Linked DNA regions of Homo sapiens: region 2 is linked to region 1. The links are chromatin contacts, found by Hi-C or POLR2A ChIA-PET in ENCODE. All regions are on one chromosome and are shown on one strand. The core of a region is the stretch at or near the end of the contact, and the rest is flanking DNA. Distances in the headings are between cores, read along the strand shown. Region 1 holds the start of TLNRD1 (talin rod domain containing 1). Region 2 holds the start of MORF4L1 (mortality factor 4 like 1).

Region 1 (4,662 bases), core at 708-3,207:
TCACTGGCCAGGGCGCACGCGTCCGTCAGGAACTTGAGGTTGCGCGACAGGCCCTGCGACACCTCCAGCAGCAGCTGCGGCGTCATGTCGGCCAGCGGCGTGGCGCGCAGCACGGCGCAACCCTGCTCCACCTCGTGGCGGCATCGCGTCACGCGGTAGCGGTCCACCAGGCCCGGCTGCGCGGGCTGGGCGCCCGGCGTGGCCACAGCGGCCAGATAGGCCGCGTGGGCCGAGCACTCGGTCAGCGACACCACCAGGTCGCCCAGCTCCACCAGGCTGTCCCCCGCCTCCCCGAAGCGGCCCATGTTGAGCTGGCTCTGCACGTCGTGGGTGAGGATGGAGAGCCCCTTGGTGCGCGCGATGATGGTGTCCCGGCACTGCTCGAAGGACTCGGCGCCGGCACCAGAGGAGGCGGGGCCCTCGAAGAGCACGGGCCGCGCCTCGCTCGACAGCAGCAGCAGGTCAGCCACCAGCTGCATCTTGCCCTTGCAGTGGTCGCAGACGGATACCAGCCTCTTCCGCGGCTGCGAGCTGGCCCCGCCGATGGCGCTCGCAGGAGCCGGAGAAGCCGCCTCGCCAGTGGGCTTCCCGGCGCTGCCGCTAGCCATCGCGCCCGGGGGGCACTGGCATGCCGCTGGGGAGCCCGCTACCACCGCCGCTGCCGCGGCCACTGCCGCCGCCCCGGCGGCCGTCGCGACTCAGCTGGCCAAGGCCGCGGTGCCTTCCCCGCACCATCATGCCATCCACCGCCGCGGGCAGAGGGCACTGGGCTGCGGCGGCGGGAGCCCGGGCGGCGCGGGGTGGGCCCGAGGGCGAGAGAACGCGGAAGGCTCTTCGGGGCAAGGGGAGGGGCTGCAGCTTTCGGCCTCCTAGAGGGCTTGCAGGAACCATGAACCGGGGCAGAGCAAACTCACTGTCCGCGCTCCTCGTCGCCGGGCTGCCAGGAAAGTCCCTTCTGCTGGTTCGCCGCCGCCGCCGCCTTCTTGGGCATGGCCTGGCGCGGCCCTCGGAGCGGGGAGGGCGGGACGGGGAAGCTGGGAGTTGTCCTTCCTTCCTTCCTTTCTTTGAAATCAAAATCCTTTCCTCGGGGAGGAGCGCGGGAGGCAGCTCAGGCGGGCTGTGCTGTCAGCCGCCGCGCTCGAGGCCACCTCGGGCTCGGCGGCGCACGTGGGCTTCAGGCGCCGTGACCCCACCAGGCGGCACTTCCCCGCGACGGCGGCCGGGGCTGGCTCTCTGGGACGCGCGGCCGCCCCGGGCGCATCTCCTGCCTCCAGCTCTTGGGAAGCGGCGCCGGCGGCAGCGGGGCAGAGGGTGTGGCCGGCACTGTCGCGGCCGCGCCGAGTCAGAGTCGGGCGGGAGCCTGCACTGATTGCGCACAGCGGCCGCCCGGATCGCGCTCAAGCTCTCGCCCGCCCGCCACACGCCCGGGCGTGCCGAGCACCACGGCGGCCCCTTCCCGCCTCGCCGGTTCACAGAGCGCGGCCCGGCGCCGCGGCGGCACGCCCTCCCAGACCGCGCGCCCGGCGGCCCGGCGCTGGCTGTCTACGCAAGTCCATCCCTGTCGCCTCGTCTGGGGCCCGCAGCAGCTGAGCTCTCCCGAGGCCCCGGGCCCCGCGCATCGGACGCCCCTGCACGAGTCTCCCTGCCACCGGGCCAACTCAGAAGGTCCCCGCGGCGCTGCGGCAACCGGCCCGGGCCCCGGCTCCTGCCATTTTTGTCAACCGCCAACTTCCGAGCGAGCGGGCAGAAACTGAAAGGAAGGGCGGGGGCCGAAAGGCAGAGGGGAAAACACCCGCTTCCTCTCCGCGCGCGGCTTCACCTCGGAGCGCGGCCGTGGCTGCGCCGCCGCCCGCAGGGGCTGCCGGAGGCTTTTCCTGTTCCCGTCCGCGCCTCGCCCCCGGGCTCGCCGCCGCCGCCGCCTCGGCCGTAACCTCCCTGGAGCCTATAGAAATCTTTTGTGTGGCGTCACCGCCTTTCGTTTAAATCCCGCTTCCTCCTCTCGCCCTTCCTCCCGCCCCCTCCGCCGCTCCCGGATGCTTGCGCGATGCGCTGCTCCTCCCCCGGGAAGCTGGGTGGCTGCGGGGGACGCCGCCGCCCAACGCGGACGCTGCCGGCGTGGGGCCGGTGGTCCTGAACTCCCCCGTGGTCCTGGGCCGAGAGACTGGGGGAGCGGACAGGGGAAGGCCTGCTCCGGCCCGGGGGCTCTGCGCACACCCATGGGAGACCGGGGCGCAGCCGCCCGCGGGCCTTACGTAAGCTCTTAGCCGGACCAGGGGGCTCCACGCTTCCTCCCCGCCAAGAGAGCAAGTCTAAAAGGTGACCTGGCTTCTGGGCTGAAGGGAGGAGGACACTGGATTTCGGCCCCTGGTGATTTGCTGGGGCCGGTGGGTCGTCTCGGTCTGCGCGACTTCGCCCGGTTTTCCAACGCCCCCTGCCCTTTGTTGTGTTTGATCCACTTCCACGATGGGTTTCCGACCAGCAGTGCAGTGTAACGAAAAGAGGAAAAGAGCACTGGATGGGGAGTCCGAAGAGTGGTGCTAGATGCCTGCCCGTTCCTCCCTTGAAATACGCCTTATGCAGTGAGAGCGCGGGTTCTGAAGCAGATTTCCTAGGATCAGCCTTTCTCAAGCCATTTATGAGTTCCATGACATTGTTCAAGTTCTCTTTCCAAGTATCCGTCTTCTCTTCTAGAAATTAGAGATTGTGCACAGGCTGCTTGAGTACTTGGTTCCTAAACAGTAGCTGTTAGAATTATTATGAGCCCTGATCAGCGCACTTTGCCCTCTCATAACGTCTATTTATTCGTCTGTATAATGGAATAATAGTGGCTGCTGTTAAATGAATTAAATACGACGGCGTTTGGAGGGAAACATTACTACTCCAGTTTTACAGATAAGGAAACTGATGATCAGGTGCTTGAAGTGACTTCCGAAGATCAGGAAGACAGCATATGGCAGGGACAGGAACCCACGCCTACGCCCCAGCCTCTTTTTACCGAACCTTGTTCTTCAGGAAGTGGTTAAAACACCTGGGCTACTCCCAGCAAAACGCCAGTCACGCAGTCCTGAAACAGGTCCTCTAAGGTGCCCAGCCCAACACAGGCTGGGCGTGCTGAGCCAACAGAATGTTTGTTCCTCTGTCCCTTCCTAGAACCCCAAGTCACCTTTCTCCAGCCAGTTAAAAACGTTACTTTTAACTAGGATGACGTTTCAATTTATCGGCCATATCCAAGCATTTCTGAGAATGAACTGTGAGACATGCTATTAATAAATTAACCATGAACAGCAGGTTCAAACCTGGATGGATAGTCATCCTACTTATAACTGAAAGTATCCTTAAATATCTTTAGAATCCGGATGAGCCCACTTAGTTTGCAAACCGAGGTCAATAAAACTGACTTGAAATAGGAAGTAATTATGTAGGGTTAATTCCTTTTTTTCTTCTACAAGAGAAAAAAAAAACAGCTGGATAAGTCAAGGTTTTTCCATGGTGACCCAGGGATTGCACCTTAGTCCTTCTTAAGCTCCAAAAACTTATGAGAGGGGGCCGAAAGCGATGGCTCACACCTGTAATCCCAGCACTTTGGGAGGCCAAGGCAGGCGCATCACGAGGTCAGGAGATCAAGACCATCCTGGCTAACACAGTGAAACCCCGTCTCTACTAAAAATGCAAAAAATTAGCCGGGCATGGTGGCGGGCGCCTGTAGTCCCAGCTACTCGGGAGGCTGAGGCAGGAGAATGGCATGAACCCGGGAGGCGGAGCTTGCAGTGAGCGGAGATCGCGCCACTGCACTGCAGCCTGGGCGACAGAGGGAGACTCCGTCTCAAAAAAAAATAAATAAATAAATAAATAAAACTTATGAGAGGGAAGTCAGACTGTTCTGTGCCTAGTTTATTCTTGAGGCTGCTCTAAGATCAGATTTTTTTTCCAAAGCCACGTAGTGCCCCTGGGGGTCCCATTTTCCCTTTCTTCTACATATGCAGTCTGTTTTGTTGTTGATGGAAACCCACCCCGACAATGAGTTGTGTTACACACAGACTGTCCACTCTATTCAGTGAGGTTTGGTTTCATTTTTAAAACTGATAGCATTGTTTTCTCGGCCTTCCCTGCTTCATTTTTCAGATAGGGAAGCTCCTAAACTGATCCTCCCAGGCACTGCCTCCACCTTTCTTTAGGTTCACCTTTACTTTGTCCGATTGTTCAATCACTCCACAATCACTGGGCACCAGTCTTGTGCTAGGCACCAAAGTTACATAATTTGTAATATGAGGCCCCCACTCTTTAGAGTCCAGGGATAGGAGTAGATTCACAAGAAACAGCCACAATTTCACTATTGGCACAGTGAGAGCACAGAGTAAAAAACCTATAGCAGAGATAATCAGGCTTCACAGATACAATATTTGTAGGTAGGCAGGGCCATGTGGTTCTGTCTGACCAATGAAATGTAAGGGGAAGCTATGCAGGTTACTTCTAGGCTGAGACAATGAAAAGCCAATCTGTAATTCTCCACTCTCTTGCCCTCCTATAACTACCACGGAGACTGCATTCTAGTTGGTGGAGCCTCTGTAAGCTTAGGTGACCATGTGGAGCAGACCCTCTTGATCTGTAGTGGACATGCAATGTGAACACAAAGTAAATTATTGGTGTGTTAAGTCACAGAGA
Region 2 (4,662 bases), core at 1,031-3,530, 2.1 Mb after region 1:
TTCATAAATACATAAAACACACACTAGTACAAAGGAAACCAACTGTACTGAAACAAAACACTTTAAATGTCACGTTCTATGACATTACAGGACAAACAAGACTTGGCTGCTAATACAATAACTACCCTAATTTTGAAGAAATAAGAATGCGATAACTGAAAACATCTTCCATAACTGTAATGTTGAGATATGAAAATATACTGAAAATGCTAATGTGGTGGTTTTTTTCGGGGTTTAGGGGGAGCAATTACACTGTTAATTGAAATACTAAACTTGGGAGATAGAAAAAAAAATCTTCCTCAATTTCACGCACCGTCTCAATTAATGCACTGACTCTAGATTAAGAATATCTGCTCTAAAATGTCTAGTAAAATAATGAACCCATAGGAGGTAGAGTCAACAGCTTCTCAAGGTGAGAGAGGGGTATTAAAAGTCACACGGCCGAGAGCGATGCCTCACGCCCGTTAACCCCCCACAACTTTGGGAGGCCGAGGCGGGTGGATCGCTCAAGCCCAGGAGTTCGAGACCAGCCTGGGCAACATGAAACCCCGTCTCTACCAAAAATACAAAAAAAAAAAAAAAAAAAGAAAGAAAAAGAAAAGAAAAAACAAAAACCCTAAAAAACAAAACAGAACAAAACAAAACTTAGCCGGACGTGATGGCGCGCGTCTGTGATCCCAGCTACTTGGGAGGCTCGCTTTAGCCCGGGTGGGGGGCAGAGGTGAGCCGAGATAGCGTCACTGCACTACAGCCTGGGTGACAAACATCGTCTCAAAAATACAAACAAAAAAAGTCACTCATTAACAAAATACCCCTAAAACCTCCTTAAATATTCCATAAACTTAAAATACGCAGTACTACGGTTTGAGGTTTACGGCTCTAAAAGGAATTCTAATGCAAGTCTAAAAACCCCTAGAACAAAAATCGTACGCATGTAGACATCGTATTTACGGTAACTAGCATAAATTTCCATAGCAATGAAAAGGAATGTTAAAGTGTTCCTCCTTTCTCAACAGGACTTTACTTCCTTTTTAGCTATTAGACCTCCACCTTATTATACGTTAACTGAAGCGTTGTGAAAATTTAAAGAGCTGCCTTCCACTGGGAGTCAGTCTAACCTTACCCAAAACTCATGTCAATCGAAAACCAATTAATAAAAAGAAATTCAACTTTCAAGTCATTGTTAAACACTGCAACTAATCAAACAATTACTGCATTTAAAAAATGACGTCGAGGCAATGGGACTTACAAATGCAAACGGCGTCAACACTGCATTCAGATCATTTTTATTTACTTTTTACGAGCAACTGCAAAGCGAGAGCTCACTCACATTACCATAGGATCTCGGCACTGCGCCCAAGAATAGCAGAGTGATGCCTCCAGGCAACACAAAGCGGAGGAAAACGCTCATCTCACTTTTTTTTTTCTGTCCCCACCCACCACTCTGTGGTATGCGGAGGGCCCCGGCAACCTTCTGGTCGTCGTGGAAGGGGGCGCTGCATCTGCCCGTAAGCTGTGCCTCCATACGGGACCGAGACGCCGGCGGCCATGATGGCGCCGCCATCTTGCAACGGCCATTTTACAACGCACTTCTCCCGCCCCGTGGCGCCAAACCCACCCCCATCCGCAGCTGAGTTGCCACCGAACGCAACCACCCCGGGGCTCCAGGAAGCACCGAAAAACCCGTCGTAGCTGCCCAAGCGGCCGGGCGCGCCGCAGGACCGCCCGAAACAGCCACCGCCCCTCCCCCCCCGCCGCCACATCACTTCCCCTAACCGCCGCCATGGCGCTCCCGTCGCCTCCCTACAATAGGCTGCTCTCTCCGCGCCCTCTTCCTCAGAACAATAACAAACACTTGACGAGGGTGTGCCACGCGCCAAACGCTCTCTCTCCCACTCTAACGCCTGCGCAGCACTCTCGCTTCACAAAGCGCTTTCTCACAATGACGCACCGGAATTGCCATCCGCAATGCGCTTTCCCCGCACAAAGCACTGACCGCCGCCTTCTCAGGGCGCAGCCCGCGCCGCCCCCGGCCCTCAAGCCTCAATCACCTCGAGCCCGCCTCTATCTCCTGCGCCGTTAGGTGCCTTTTTCCCAAAGGCGCACACTCACCCTCCTGGAATTTAGGCTTCGGGTCCTGCTTCGGCGCCATTTATAAGTGATTCGCCGCCTCCTCCTTCTCCCACCACCCCCGACTACCGCCCCCTACTCTCTACCCCACCCAACTCCGCGTCAGACGCGCCGTCAGGCACTGCCAGCTCTACATCCTGGGCCGGATTTGCCAGCGCCCGCAGACCTCACAGCACCGCGACCCGCGCAGCCGCTGCTCCAGCCAACGACAGCCCGCCGCGCACGCGCCCCTGCGCCCGCGCCGCCCCAGGGCACGCCGGGACTGGTAGTTCGGAGTCGGTGGAGGCGCCCCCCCCCCCCCCCCGGGTGGGGGAGGGGCCGGCTACCCTACCCCACCCCACCCCCGCTTCTCTCTCCATGCCCCCGGCTGCTGCGGGTTGGTAAAGCGGGGATTTGATTTCGTGGGAGGTTAAGGCGGAGCTGGCGATGGGGGAGAGTGGGGGTGGTGAGCCACCAGTGATAATAGAATGGGAAAGGCCCAGTTGCGACGTCCCTTGGGCAAATAAGCCCCCGTTGATGTTGAAGTAGTCGGAGAGAATAGGGCTGGCTCGGAAACCTACATTCAATAGCATTCCGCTAGTTTTTGCATAGAAAGGCTTTAGGATCAGCAAGAGGGTGGGAACTGGGGTCCGCTTCTGGAAGCTTCGTTGTTTAGCAACCCCACTGCGGAGCCTATTTGGTGGGATTGATAGCCATTTGTTGGCTCCTAGGTCTACCTCCTCTTCTCCAGCCCAGCCTTGCGGAAATGAGGATGATGACGTGGGAAACACTAGTCACGCTTTAGCTTTTTGAGATAATGGAGCTCTGCTTTCTGAAAAAGGCTAGTGTGAATATGTCAACGTCTGTATTCCGTACCTGCCCTGTTTGTGCTTCTTGTCACTCTAAACAAACGGATTTCTTCAATATTATACCTTTTTTTTTTTTTCTGAGATGGAGTGTCGCTCCGTTGCCCAGACTGGAGTGCAGTGGCGCGATCTCTGCTTACTGCAGCCTTCGCCTCCCAGGTTCAATCGATTCTCCTGCCTCAGCCTCCGGAGTAGCTGGGATTACAGGCATGTGCCACCACGCCCAGCTAATTTTTGTATTTTTAGTAGATACTGGGTTTCACCATGTTGGCCAGGCTGGTCTGGAACTCCTGACCTCGTGATCCGCCCGGTTTGGCCTTCCAAAGTTCTGGGATTACAGGCGTGAGCCACCGTGCCTGGCCTAAACAAACGGATTTATGTCGTTCCCTGTTCAAAAACAACTTTGTTGGCTAAGCTGCAAAATAGCACCATTTCCGTCAGTTTATTGTGAGAATTACATATACGGGCTTAGCGCGGTACCCAACAATGAATAAGTGCTCAATGAACTTTAGACGATAAATCTCAAAGTCCTTAGCCTGGTATTTAAATCCTTCCACAAACAGCCCTTAGCCTACCTGCATCCCCTATGTAAACCTTTATCCTCCTACGCAAACCTTTGTCTCCATGACTTTTCTTTTTTTTTTTTTTCTTTCTGAGACGGAGTTTCCCTCTTATTAACCAGGCTGTAGTGCAAAGGCGCGATCTCAGCTCACTGCAACCTCTGCCTCCCAGGTTCAAGCGATTCTCCTGCCTCAGCCTCCCGAGTAGCTGGGATTACAGGCATGTGACACCACACCGGGCTAATTTTTGTGTTTTTGTAGAGATGGGGTTTCTTCATGTTAGTCAGGCTGGTCTTGAACTCCCGACCTTAGGTGACCCGCTGGCCTCGGCCTCCCAGAGTGCTGGGATTACAGGCGTGAGCCACTGCGCCCAGCCTGTCTCCATGGCTTTTCTAAGCCCTCCCCTGCCCGGGTTCCACACCCCACCAATTCCGGGCCCCTCTCCATTTATCTGACTTCCATTTCTCCTTCAGTCTTTTTAACACAACCCCTTCTCTGACAACAGAAACCCACAAAAACCTTCCTTATTCCAGTTGAATATACACCATCTTGTCACGACTACTTCTCGCAAGCTTGTCCAACCTGTCTTATTTTGTTGTTGTTTTGTTTTGTTTTGTTTAGGCTTTTAGCACCCTGAAGCCATGGTTTTTAGTTTCAGTCTCTAGTGATAAGTGGAAAAGGGGGATGAGGAAGGGGCTTTACTGGCCCAACCAGAAACAGAAACTAAGAACCCATGACTGTATTCACTCCCTTGGACACCATTGCTAAATTGTAAAAAGGGACAAGGGCTTCTTTGGACCCCACCCCACCAAAACTGTCCTGTACACTTTTAAATTTTTTATTGAATATAAAATACGTACTTTTTTTAAATTATTTTTTTGAGACAGTCTCGCTCCGTAGCCAGGCTGGAGTGCAGTGGCACAGTCTCAGCTCACTGCAACCTCTGCCTCTTGGGTTCAAGCGATTCCCCTGCCTCAGCCTCCTGAGTTGCTGGGACTCGGTGTGCCATCACGCCCAGCTACTTTTTTGTATCTTAGTGGAGATGGGGTTTCACCATGTTGGCCAGGATGGTCTCGATCTCCTGACCTTATGATCCTCCTGCCTTGGCCTACCAAAGTGCTGGGATT

Evidence for each region. Hi-C counts contacts between places; a loop is a spot of excess contacts on that map. ChIA-PET counts read pairs that join two places held with the same protein, here RNA polymerase II (POLR2A). Pooled maps may share reads with other maps.
Region 2: a loop to region 1 is called in a map of breast epithelium, with 18 times the contacts of the local background. The contact joins the promoter of MORF4L1 here to the promoter of TLNRD1 in region 1. A Hi-C loop is called at or near these places in 2 of 168 maps with a recorded cell type or tissue (breast epithelium and naive thymus-derived CD4-positive, alpha-beta T cell) and 10 of 50 pooled maps. POLR2A ChIA-PET finds 5 or more read pairs at or near these places in 2 of 52 experiments (CD4-positive, alpha-beta T cell and activated T-cell).

What each region holds. Positions count from the first base shown.
Region 1 is chr15:80,998,218-81,002,879 of GRCh38, reverse strand. It overlaps TLNRD1 (talin rod domain containing 1), which reads right to left and starts at 1,957. Exons shown (of 1, transcript NM_022566.3): 1 at 1-1,957. The coding sequence starts at 608. LOC128071545 reads right to left here and starts at 738. Exons shown (of 1, transcript NM_001414893.1): 1 at 601-738. The coding sequence starts at 738. The coding sequence ends at 601. RefSeq lists an enhancer at 1-166 and silencers at 660-789, 1,140-1,599, 1,640-2,329.
Region 2 is chr15:78,870,508-78,875,169 of GRCh38, reverse strand. MORF4L1 (mortality factor 4 like 1) reads right to left here and starts at 2,280. Exons shown (of 12, transcript NM_006791.4): 1 at 2,113-2,280. The coding sequence starts at 2,152. RefSeq lists silencers at 668-777, 1,779-1,838, 2,249-2,508 and enhancers at 1,429-1,668, 1,062-1,693.